Regions from separate parts of the Homo sapiens genome. Here region 2 is linked to region 1. Evidence: chromatin contacts called from ENCODE Hi-C or POLR2A ChIA-PET data. All regions are on one chromosome and are shown on one strand. The core of a region is the stretch at or near the end of the contact, and the rest is flanking DNA. Distances in the headings are between cores, read along the strand shown.

Region 1 (6,468 bases), core at 237-2,736:
AGGTATTCAGTGAAGTCATTCTCCTTCCAGCCCTGTCAGAGGCTCAATCACTGATACCAGTTTTTTATATATTTTTCTAGAGACCTTTTTAGACAAATACAAAGCTAGCTTCTCTTTTCTTTTTATATCAGAGGTGATATGCCACATGCACTGTCCTGTGTGTTGTTTTTTTGTTTTGTTTTGTTTTTTACTTAGCAATGTTATCATGGAACTGTGCCAAATCTACATTTTTTTTTTTAATTTTTAGAGACAGGATCTTGCTCTGTCATCTTGGCTGGGATGCAGTGATGTGATCATAGCTTGCTGTAGTCTCGAACCTTGGGTCACAGATGATCCTCTAACCTCAGCCTCCTGAGTAGCTAGGACTAAAAGCATGTGCCACCATGCCCAGCTAATTAAAAAATATATATATGTGTGTGTGTATATATATATTATTTTTTTAACTGTGTTGGCCCAGGCTGGTCTCTAACTCCTGGCCTTAAGCAGTCCTCCCACCTTGGCCTCCCAAAGTGCTGGGATTACAGGTGTGAGCCACCATGACTGACCTGGTATCATTCTTTAACAACTGTAAAACATTAGATTGTGATGATATTCTATGACTTAACCAATTACATATTTAGGTTGCTTCCAACCTTTTGCTTTTATAAACAAGTTTGTGTGAAGAGCCTGGTACAAATGTGTCTTTGAGTATGCATGCAAGTACATCTGAAAGATAAATTCCTAAATGTGGAATTGCTGGGTCAATAGGTAAGTGCATGTATAATTTTGCTGAGTTGCTCTTGTGGAAGCCAATAATTCTACTCACAATTCCACTGATAATGTGTGAGAGTACTTTTTTCCCCCAAGCAGAAAGTTTCTGTGGATTTTTTTTGGGGGTGTTTCTGAGTTTTACTTAGAAAGGCCTTCCCCATTTTGAGATTATTTTTAAAATTCTTTGATATATTTTAATATTTTCATAATTTCATTTTTTATATTTAAACCTTAGGTACAGCTCAGATATATTTTAATACAAAGAATAAGGCTATCTTAATTTTTTTTCTCAACTGGCTACCTAATTGTCCCAATATCATTTGTGAATAATCCATCTCTCTCTCTTTCTCTCTAATGGGAAATGTCAGCTTTATGATTCCTATATTAATTTGGGCTATTCTTTAACTTTCTTGTATCTGCCAGCGTAGGCTAGGTTATGTTGTGGTAACAAACAACCTCAAAATCTTAATGGCTTATAACAAGAATTTTCCTTCCTTTTGGTACATGTTCATCAAGAGTTGGCTGAGAGCTCTACTCCGTGTCTTCTCACTCAGAAACTAATGGAGTTGCCACCATCTTGAACATTACCAGCTTTCCTGACTAAGGGAAAGAGGGGCCTGGAGACTCTCACACCATCAGTAAAATGTTCAGCCTGAAAGAGATATACATCAGTTCCCTTCACAGCTCGCTGACAAGTTTTAGTCACATGACTCTACCCACAACAAAACAGCAGGAAAATACAGTCATACATGTGTGCAGAAGGAAGATGGAAAGCTGAAAATATTTGGTAAACAACAACTGTCGTATTTCTATTCTGTCCTGTTCATCTGTCAATTCAAGTGTCAGCAGCACAGGTTTTTCTTTTTTTATTTTTTTTTTTTGAGATGGAGTCTTGCTCTGTCACCCAGGCTGGAGTGCAGTGGTGCAATCTTGGCTCACTGCAAGCTCCGCCTCCAGGGTTCACGCCATTCTCCTGCCTCAGCCTCCCGAGTACCTGGGACTACAGGCGCCCGCCACCACGCCTGGCTAATTTTTTGTATTTTTAGTAGAGACAGGGTTTCACCATGTTAGCCAGGATGGTCTTGATCTCCTGACCTCGTGATCCGCCTGCCTCGGCCTCCTAAAGTGCTGGGATTACAGGCGTGAGCCACCGTGCCCGGCCAGGTTTTTCTTTTTTAGAGTATTTCTGGCTGTGCTTTCATTTTCATTTTTACTTTTAAACTAGAATTAGCCTTTTTACCACTCTTGTCCTCTCAGAAAAGACAAACCCTGTCAGTTTTTTTGAATTGTATCTGCATTAAATTGATAGATTTAAGGAAAATTGACATCTTTATAATATTTAGCGTCTTTACAACCAAGAAGAGGGTATTTTAGTCATTCACATCTTCTTTTGTGTCTTTTATATTTTCTTAATACAGATTGCATGTATTTATTAGTAAGTATTCTTTTTGTTCTTTTAATAAGATTCTTTTTTATTTTACCGTCACCTGCAAATAATCATTTTAATTTCTTCTTTACAATCAGGTTGGTTTTCTTGAAGGATTAAAAAAGATACAGCCATTTTCAAATAACATAATCTATTATCCAAAATATTTTTCAAAAAATTTCATATGGGCCTGGTGCTGTGGCTCACGCTTGTAATCCCAGCACTTTCTGAGGTCAAAGCAGGAGAATCCCTTGAGCTCAAGAATTCCAGACCAGCCTGGGCAAAATAGCAAGACCCCATCTCTATAAAAATAAAAAAATTAGCTGGACTTCATGGTCCATGCCTATAGTTGCAGCTCCTGGGGAGGCTAAGGCAGAAGGATTGCTTGAGCCCAGGAGGTTGAGGCTGCAGTGATCTGTGATTGCACCTCTGCATTCCAACCTGGGCTACAGAGCAAGACCATGTCTCAAAAAAAAAAAAAAAAAAAAGAGTTTCTTTTCATGAGCCATCTCTATATTAATTCCAGTGAATAAGTAGGTTAACATTAATGATAAGTGCTGTTTATTCCAGTTACTGGACACACCAATTTTTTTTATTTTTTATTTTATTTATTTATTTTTTTGAGACAAGATCATTCTCTGTCACCCAGGCTGGAGTGCAGTGGCATGATCACGGCTCACTGCAGCATTGACTTCCTGGGCTCAAGCAACCTTCTCACCTCAGCCTCCTGAGTATCTGGGATCACAGGTGCATATCATCACACCTGGCTAATTTTTAAATTTTTTTGTAGAGACGGAGTCTTGCCATGTTGTCCAGTCTGGTCTTGAACTCGTGGGCCTAAGCTGTCCTCTCACCTTGGCCTCTCAAAATGCTGGGATTATAGGCATGAGCGACCACGCCCAGCCTGAAATACCAAAAAAAATTTTTTTTTTTTATTTTAAGCTGCTGCTGCTGCTGAAGGTGAAGATGCTTACATATGTGATTAGTTACCTATACATCTGGAAAATTTTTGTTTAATTTCCCTAATTTACATGATCTCTACCTATGCTTGCTTGTGTTTTTCTCATATATCTAGCCAGCCTCTTAAGAGTGAATACTCTCTAGTTTACTGTAAATTACTGCCTGCAGTGAAAACTCTTTAAATTATGTTCCCACTCATCCCCTTCCAAGAGTCCAGTACAATCACAGAAGAGGCTGAGCTCTTTAAATATTATGAGAATCTCAGAACCTCTGTTCATGTGGCTCATCGAATCCTCTATTATGGGATTCTTTTCATGGAAACACCAAATTTTTAAGAATCATATTTGTTTTGTGCTCTGCAGATATCTGTTATGCTGACCTAATAGAACCAGGAGCTAATGAGTCTTTAATGTAGACTAAAAATTGGCTCTGAGTAAAGAGGCTCACAGGCCCATTCATCAAACTTGAGAGAGATTTAAAATTAAACATCTGCAGATAATTAGAGGATAGTTTTGAGTGCCAAAATGAGGTATTGCTGTCCTGTTGCGTTTTGATTTTCCTCACAGCAGAAAAAAACATGTTTTCTTGGGAACTAAATCAGCTTTTTTCTAAAATTAAGTAGTTATGGTATTACCCCTAGAGTTTATTTCATGTTGAGATGGGAACCGCTCATTGCTTCGTATTTCTTTTCACACTGCCTTTGTGTAATTATGATGTAAATTTCAACCTGAGAGTATTTTCTTCCTTTATAACTTGTCTTCTATTTCATCCTCCTTCTGTCTCTGCATCACTCTGTGTTGTTTCCCCCTAACCCATATTCCTAAGAGTGCTGCCATCAATTAATCAAAAAACAATGAATCATGTAGAAGTCAATAGTTAAATGTTGATTAGCAGATTCTTTGTAAAAGTATAGGGCTGGGAGTTGTGGCTTACGCCTGTAATCCCAATGCTTTAGGAAGCCAGGGTAAGAGGATCCCTTGACCCTAGGAGTTTGAGGCTGCAGTGAGCTATGATCATGCTACTGCAATCCAGCTTGGGTGATGCAGCAAGACTCTGCCTCTTTTAAAAAAAAGAAAAAAAAGGCCAAGGTGGGCGGATCACGAGATCAGGAGATCAAGACCATCCTGGCTAACATGGCGAAACCCCATCTCTACTAAAAATGCAAAAAAATTAGCTGGGCATGGTGGCACGTGCCTGTAGTCCCAGCTACTTGGGAGGCTAAGGCAGGAAAATTTGCTTGAACCCGAGAGGCCAAGGCTGCAGTGAGCCTAGATTGTGCCACTGCACTCTAGCCTGGGTGACAAAGTGAGACTCTGTCTCAAAAAAAAAAAAAAAATTATACTGCATGCACACTCATGCCTGGGATATAGATGTCAGGAGGGAATTTGAGTTCTACTGAATCTAAGGCACAAAAACAGAAGAAGAAAGGCGCTGGGCATGGTGGCTCATGCCTCTGATCCCAACACTTTGGGAGGCCAAGGCAGGGGGGATCACTTGAGGCCAGGAGTTCAAGACCAACCTGGGCAACATGGTTAAACCCCATCTCTACAAAAAATAAATTCAAAAAATAGCTGAGTATGGTGACATGTGCCTGTAGTCCCAGCCACTCGGGAAGCTGAGGCAGGAGGATCCCTTGAGCTCAGGAGGTCGAGGCTGCAGTGAGGTATGATTGCACTACTGCACCCAATCCAAGCGACAGAGTGAGGAGGGAGGGAGGAAGGGAGGAAGGAGGCAAGGAGGAAAAGGAAGGAAGGAGGAAAGGGAAGGAAGAAAGAAAAGAATTAAATCCATACCTGTGAAAAGAACAGTTAAAAAACAAAGGGAACATGAGACGTCAAATTCTTCTTTGCCCTCAAAGTGAAGTCTCATAAAGATCTAATAGAATGATTTACATTGAAAATAGATTTCATCATTACATAAAAATAGAGAAAATGGCCAGGCATGGTGGCTCACGCTTGTAATCCCAGCACTTTGGGAAGCCAAGGCCTGAGGTCAGGAGTTCAAGACCAGCCTCAAACTGTCTTCAAGGAGAAACCAGACCTCTACTAGGAGAAACCCCATCTCTATTAAAAATACAAAATTAGCCGGGCGTGGTGGCACATGTCAATAATCTCAGCTACTCGGGAGGCGGAGGTAGGAGAATTCGCTTGAACCCAGGAGGCGGAGGTAGGAGAATTCGCTTGAACCCAGGAGGCTGAGGTTGGGGTGAGCCAAGATCGTGCCATTGCACTCCAGCCTGGGCAACAAGACCGAAACTGCATCTCACCAAAAAAAAAAAAAAAAAAATTACTAGGAATATGGCAGAGTAAAAATAGACTCACCAAAATAACAAACATCTGAATTTTTAAAAAATATTCAAGTAGACAAACTTCAATTACGGTAAACAAAGATAGCACCTCAGGCTGGATTTTAGAACTGTGGAACAGCAGCAAAGAGAAAAGCTGTGCACAAACCCAGAGAAAACAATGGTAGCAGAAGAAACAGAAAAAATCCAAAATGTGAAGAAATTGGAATTGTCAGTAACAGGGCTGGAAAGGATAAAAAACACAAAGGCTATTAAAAGGAACTGATCAGGGAAAAAAAATAAGTAGATTAAATGTGAGGCATGGTGCCACACATCTATAAGCCCAGCTACTCTGGAGGCTGAAGCAGGAGGATTGCTGGTGCTCAGGAGTTCAAGTCCAGCCAAGGCAACATAGTGAGACCCTTTCTCAAACAAATATATACATCTGGTTAGAATTAGATGAAAAAAAGCTAAAACATTGCGATGAAACATATTTTAAAATTACAACATCCTTTGATGAAAAAATGGAATCGAAATAATGAGGTAGTCAGTAAAATTAAGGCTAAATGGAAAGATCCCGATTAAAACATAGATGGAATAGACAAATTGATTATGGCAATTCCAATAAACCTAGGTGGTTGTTGTTGTGGTTGTTGTTGTTCCCCCGCCCAACTGCCCTTTAAATAATGGGAAGGAGTGTAAATCGGAGGAAGCCTCAGAAAAGGAAACATTAAAGAAGTTACTGTAGAAAAATAGACTTTTGCCTACAGACTGAGAGGTTTCGGAGTTACTTATTTCCAGATTTGGTACTTAAAGACAAAATACCCAAATACCTACTTGTCAGTTTCTTAAAACTGGAAAGAAGTCTTCTGGTGTATACTGAGATTTGAAAGAAAAAAAAAAAGCTTGAAAGAAAGAAGAGTTATCCTCTGAAGAATAAAAAATAAGGATAACCTCAAACTTTAAACTCAAACAATAGAGAGAAGATACTCTTAGAAAAATGTTTACGGAACACCAGCCATTTCTTGCCTAGCTGTCTGCCTTTTGA
Region 2 (6,587 bases), core at 1,130-3,629, 49 kb before region 1:
AGTTCTGGGCCAAAGACTCAAGAAGGCATCATGTGCTTTCAGCAGCCACCCATGCATGTGACCTCTGCCCTGAAAAGAACAAGCCCTGGATAGTTGCTGGTGGAGACACGTGGAGCAGACATGAACCTAAGCCACTTCCTGGAGCCCAGTCCAGCAGAGCCACAGCCAACTCACAGGCTTGTGGATAGAAAATAACTGCTTGTGGTTGAAAGCCACTGAGCTTAGGGGTTGTTTGTTACACAGCATTAGGGCAGCAATTGCTGGCTGATACAATTGGCATTTCCCATTTAACACATAAGCAAGCTGAGGCCTGCAGAGGTTAAATAACTTCTCCAAGATTATACAGCTAGTAAGAAAAGGAACTAGGATGCAAATCCAAGCAATCTGGCTGCAAGTCCCACTACTCTATATTGAGTATTAGCATTCCCAAGCATGCTGTTACACTTTTACTATATATGTGTGTGTTTGTGTATGTGTGTATATATGTTTACTATGTTACATACATATATGTTTACTATATATACACAGATATATACATACATAAATGCATATATACATATATACACATATATATGTAAACGTATTGTTTTGCGTGTCTTTAAACTTTATATAAATGGCAACATTAGGCCCGGCACGGTGGCTCAAGCTTGTAATCCAGCAGCTTAGGGGGCCAAGGCAGGTTGATCACTTGAGGTCGGGAGTTTAAGACCAGCCTGGCCAACATAGTGAAACCCTGTCTCTACTAAAAATACAAAAATTAGCCGGGCATGGTGGTGCACGCCTGTAGTCCCAGCTACTTAGGAGGCTGAGGCAGGAGAATCACTTGAACCTGGGAGGCGGAGATTGCAGTGAGCCGAGATCATGCCACTGCACTCCAGCCTGGGCGACAGAGCAAGACTCAGTCTCAAAAATAAATAAATAAATAATACATAAATAAATGGCAACATTATATATATCATTTGGTAGCATGCTTTTTTCACTCAACATCATGCTTTTAGAGTTATCTCTGATGATACTCATAAATCTTGTTTATTTTACCTGCTGTATTCCATTACGTGAATAGATCCAACTTCCTATAAGATGCACATTTCATTTATTTCCAGCTTTTGTTTTTTCAAATTATGCTGCAATGAACATTCCTTGTCTCCTCATGCACATGCAAAGTTTCTCTTGGGTATGTGACTGGAAGTGGAATTGCTGGGTCACAGGCCATGTGTGTCTTCCTCTCTATACAATATTAGCAAATTGCTTTCTAAAGTTTTATTCCAATCTATAGCAGGGTGTGAGATTATCTGCTACTCCACATCCTTGCTATAGTAGAGGATACTGGTGCCCCACACAGATCCCCTTAACAGGCTGGTCCACCCCTGGCCCAGCTGCTGCATGTGTCAGCTGCTAAGGGCTCCCAGAAATCCCCTTGCTGGAGAATCACGCTTGGTCATGGGAGTCCCCCGTCTTGTAACCCCTGCATGATTCCAGGCCCACAGTGGACCTCTATTTATCTGTTTTGAATGGGATCCAAAGGGTAGAAAGAAGAGAGGGAAGCAAGAGAAAGATGCCGCAGTCCCCCTCTTCTTGCCTGGAGCCTCCCAAGCTCCAAGGCAAAGGAAGACAAGGGGAGAGGAAGAGGAGGAAGGAAGAAATGAAGGAATGGCTCCAAGGAGGCGGACAGTAGGGAATATACATTTCAAAGCCTATCCCCTGGGCAGGTGGGCTGGAGAGTGGAAATGGGCAAGCCTCCCCGGGCAGGTGATATCGAAAACCCCGTGTCATCCCCTGCTGGGGAAAGCTGATTCTGCCTCCATCATCCTCTTGCTGACTTACTCCTTCATCTCCTTGCCTTTCTATGCCTGTGACACCTAATTCCCTGAGTCCATTCATTCACCTTGTTTGTTCACTGTATGCATCTCCAGAGAATGTTGTCCCATGCAAAGTAGCAGTTCATTGTTTATTGAGAGAATTAAATGATGAAATTCACTTGGTACCCACAGGATTTTTAATAGGAGACAAAAGGCTTTATAGAAGTTCCAAATTAATAATTTTTCCCCAAGTGTTACCAAACCCTCCATTTATACTCATTGCCCACAGGCACTTCCAATTATGAAACCATAGCCCATTTTCCATCACAAACCTAGTTTCTCTCTTTTTCCTCTCCCTGCTCACAGAGCCCTGCTCCCTCCTGTCGTTCTCTGCGATCCTAGTGCCCTGGGACAGGCTCCACCCGCCCTCTGGGCTGACTGCAGCTCCAGGCCGCACTCCCTTTCGGCTTCATGTGCACATTCTTGGCAGCCATTAAAACTCCTCTCTGAAACCACAGGCTCCACCCTCACCCTGCCTCTCTGCGGCCCTACCTCAGCCAAGGACTTCCTCAGAAGTAGACCCACCCCCCTGTCTTCTCCAAGCTGCTGTCACTGTCACCATCATCTCACTTCCTCTACCTCCTTCCCCCAGACACACACGCACATGCACACAAACACACACAGTCACGCATACACACACCACATGCTATGTAACCACTGAAATATGTCTTCCTCTGTATTTCTGCATTTTAGTTTATAGCCCCTTGTACCACCTTCCCCTTCTCACAGCACTGGCTTCCTCTGGGCAGATGTTGCCAACTCAGAGCCCCTTTTATTCTGAACCCTGGACCATGGGCATGTGGTGGACAGAATAATGATACCCTTCAAGATGCCCACATCCTAATCTCCAGAAGCTGTGAGTATATTACCTCACATGGCACAAGGGACTTTATGATGTGATGTGTTTAAGAATCTCAAGAGCCTGTAATACCAGCCAAGGCGGGCGGATCACTTGAGGTCAGTTCAAGACCAACCTGGGCAACATGGTGAAACCCAGTCTCCGCCAAAAAATACAAAAATTAGTCGGGCATTGTGGCACATGCCTGTAGTCCCCAGCTACTCGGGAGGATGAGGCAGGGGAATCACTTGAACCCGGGAGGCGGAGGTTGCAGTGAGCCGAGATCATGCCACTGCACTCCAGCCTGGGCGACAGAGCAAGACTCCATCTCAAAAAAAAAAAAAAAAAAAGGAGTGGGAAGGCCAGCACAGACAGAACCACCTTTGTGCTTTGGAGAATGCCCTCAGGCAAAGAGATGTAGTTTCTAGTTACAGAGCACACTGTAGTCATGAGTCCCACGTACTGAGGTGGGTACACGTTCAGTCAGCAGTGCCTCCCTCCAGAAAGGAGGCATCCCCCTACCCTTGGCCTCCATACCTTTCCTGCCCAGAGTGGAAAGATGATGGGCTCTGGGTTCTAATTCTGACACCTGAGTAGGAGTCTGTGGAACCCCATCTCAGTCTGGGTTTGTCTAGTGTTTTATCATGATGAGATTGATGTAAGAGATGATACTGTGCTCAACTCAAGGCATCACATCAGGGAGTACCTAATGTCAGTATCAATTATTACTAGTAATACTAACCTTGATCACTTGATTAGGGTGGTATTTACCGGATTTCTCCACTTTTATATTTTTTCCTTCTTAAAACGTTTTTAAAATTTATTTATTTTAAATTTTGTTTTATTCTTTATAACAATAGAGATGAAGTCTCACTCTATTGACCAGGCTGGTCTCAAACTCCTGATCTCAAGCAATCCTCCCATCTCAGCCTCCCCATGTGCTAGAATTACAGGCATAAGCCACTACACCCAGCCATTTTTTCCTTTATAATTAATAAAAATACTTTTAGCAACTATCAGTGAATCTTACTGCAACCATTATTACTATAGGTTTGCCTAATGGTGCTTTTCTATTTCCCTCATTTTTAAACCTAGTTTTAAATTCTTTTACACTGCAGTTTCCTCATTTGTAAATGGGGATGATCATTATACCTACCTCACAGGGTCACTACGGGATTAATTAACACATATGAAAGTGTATGGCACATCACAGGTGCTTAGTCAACGTGCTTCTTTTCCCAGCATCACTCAGGGGAAGACCTGGTTCATCAGCCGCCTGCCTCAGACTCTTTGCCTGCCCTGCTTCCCTTGTTCATTGGTCCTCTCCAAGCCCTGAGGGGGATGCTTAACGTCCACTGGAAGGGATTCCAGAGTAAAGCGTCCACACCCACACCACAGGGAGCAGAACATCTCCCCGATGAGTAAACGAGAGAGTGGTCCTGTGGCTGATAGTGCCCTCTCACCTGATGGGCAAAGTCAAAGATAATCTGTCAAAGGAGGAAGCTATCCTTGACTTAGCACAACACAGAGACCAAGAGAAGAGATGGAGGAAAGAAAAGACTTCTCAGGAACTGGCCTCCAGCCTCAGCTTCCCAAGTAGCTGGGACTACAGGCATGATTGCCCAGCTAATTTTTTTTTTTTTTGTATTTTTTGTAGAAACAAGTTTGCTGGGCAACCAGCAAGTTGCCCAGGCTGGTCTTGAACTCCTGAGCTCAAAGCAGTCCACCTGCCTCGGCCTTCCAAAATGCTGGGATTACAGGTGTGAGCCACTGCTCCCAGCCAAAGTAAGATATTTTGAGAGAGACAGAGAGAGAGGATATTCACATAACTTTTATTACAGTGCTATATCAATAGGCTAAAAAATAATAATCCTATAATCATATCAATTGATACAGAATAAAGCATTTCACAAAATCCAACACTCATTTATGATTTTTTAAGAAGTCAATTTTTTAAATTGGGAAACCAACATAATAAATCTAAACTTATTGAAAAATGAAATCAGTAACTAATCTTCTCTGTTTCATTCCAACTTTAGTATATATGCTTCCAAAGTAAGAACTCATTTACGATTTTTTTTTTTTTTTTTTTTTTTTTTACAGCTATCACGGGTGATTTTAATTTTCAACTTTAGGCTTCCATTTTCAAATTCCACAATGAACACATAAGGTGGAGTTCTGGTTTCAACACACACACACACACACACACACACACACACTCCTGCCTCCTAGTGGGCAGAGATTTTTGTTCACAAAGAATCTTCTGCCAAATGCCTCCGAGGTACACGTAGGTCTTGGGGAGCCCATGGGCCAACTGTTTTGTGGGCACTCCTGTCTTCGGTAGGCAGGTTCTTCAGAGCTTTGAGACCTCCACAACCTTGCGCTGCTCTCCTGGGGCAGCCTTCATGCAGGGGTGTCCTGAGGACTTCCCAGGGCACCCAACTTCAGCACTGTCATCCAGTGTGCGTTTCACGGAACTTTTTTTCCCAGGAGAAATAACTTTATTTGAACTGAGAGCTGGAGAATGAGACAAGGACTTGAGACAGCATGAGTAGAGGTGAGGTTCCAAAACGGCAGTCAGAGCTCATCCACCAAACAGACTCCACTTTCCCAGCAACCTTGCAGTTAGTGCCACCAACAAAAGGTCCACTGGGAAATATATTTGCCACAAAATTACCCAAGTATGCCAACATTACAAAAAAGATACAGATTTTTCATCGTAATTAAATTTCCACAAAACCCCCAAATCACAAGTGTTTTGTTTTTTTTTTTTGAGACGGAGTTTTGCTTTTTTCGCCCAGGCTGTAGTGCAGTGGCACAATCTCGGCTCACAGCAACCTCTGCCTCCCAGGTTCAAGCAATTCTCCTGCCTCAGTCTCCCAAGTAGCCGGGACTACAGTCGCCCAAAACCACATTGTGGGGAAAAGAAAGAGAGATCAGATTGTTACTGTGTCTGTGTAGAAAGAAGTAGACATAGGAGACTCCATTTTGTTCCCTACTAAGAAAAATTCTTCTGCCCTGAGATGCTGCCAATCTGTAACCCTTCCCCCAACCCTGTGCTCCCCGAAACATGCGCTGTGTCAACTCAGGGCCAAATGGATCAAGGGCTGTGCAGGGTGTGCTTTGTTAAACAAATGCTTGAAGGCAGCATGCTTGTTAAGAGTCATCACCACTCCCCAATCTCAAACCACTCCCCAATCTCAAGTACCCAGAGACACAAAACACTGCAGAAGGCCGCAGGGACCTCTGCCCAGGAAAGCCAGGCACCGTCCAAGGTTTCTCCCCATGTGAGAGTCTGAAATATGGCCTTGTGGGAAGGGAAAGACCTGACCGTCCCCCAGCCCGACACCCGACACCCGTAAAAGGTCTGTGCTGAGGAGGATTAGTAAAAGAGGAAGGAACGCCTTTTTGCAGTTGAGATAAGAGGAAGGCTTCTGTCTCCTGCTCATCCCTGGGCAATGGAATGTCTGGGTGTAAAGCTGATTGTATATTCCATCTACTGAGATAGGAGAAAACCGCCTTAGGGCTGGAGGTGGGACATGCTGGCAGCAATACTGTTCCTTAAGGCAATGAGATGTTTATGTATATGCACATCAAAAGCACAGCACTTTTTTCTTTACCTTGTTTATGGTGCAGAGACATTTGTTCACGTGTTTACCTTCTGACCTCCCCACCATTATCCTATTATCCTGTCACGCCCGATAATGAGCAATAAATACTAAGGGAACGCAGCAGCCGGGGCTGGCGTGGATCCTCCATATGCTGAATGCCTGTCCCCTGGGCCCCTTTTTCTTTTTTTTTTTTTTTTTTTTTTTTTTATTGATCATTCTTGGGTGTTTCTCGCAGAGGGGGATTTGGCAGGGTCATAGGACAATAGTGGAGGGAAGGTC

The links. Hi-C counts contacts between places; a loop is a spot of excess contacts on that map. ChIA-PET counts read pairs that join two places held with the same protein, here RNA polymerase II (POLR2A). Pooled maps may share reads with other maps.
Region 2: a pooled map shows a loop between it and region 1 (3-fold over the local background). The contact joins two enhancer-like sites. A Hi-C loop is called at or near these places in 9 of 50 pooled maps. POLR2A ChIA-PET finds 5 or more read pairs at or near these places in 11 of 52 experiments (A673, B cell, CD4-positive, alpha-beta T cell and 8 more).

What each region holds. Positions count from the first base shown.
Region 1 is chr20:3,984,654-3,991,121 of GRCh38, reverse strand. The region is part of intron 1 of RNF24 (ring finger protein 24); the gene reads left to right. Among named protein-coding and RNA genes, the nearest start is that of RNF24, 28 kb to the left of the region's middle. Within about 2 kb of position 1,486, at least 4 of the 41 ENCODE cell types and tissues checked have a DNase peak (open chromatin) inside an H3K27ac peak, as active enhancers do.
Region 2 is chr20:4,034,008-4,040,594 of GRCh38, reverse strand. No RefSeq gene overlaps it. Among named protein-coding and RNA genes, the nearest start is that of RNF24, 22 kb to the right of the region's middle. RefSeq lists enhancers at 2,602-2,651, 6,477-6,587. Within about 2 kb of position 2,379, at least 14 of the 41 ENCODE cell types and tissues checked have a DNase peak (open chromatin) inside an H3K27ac peak, as active enhancers do.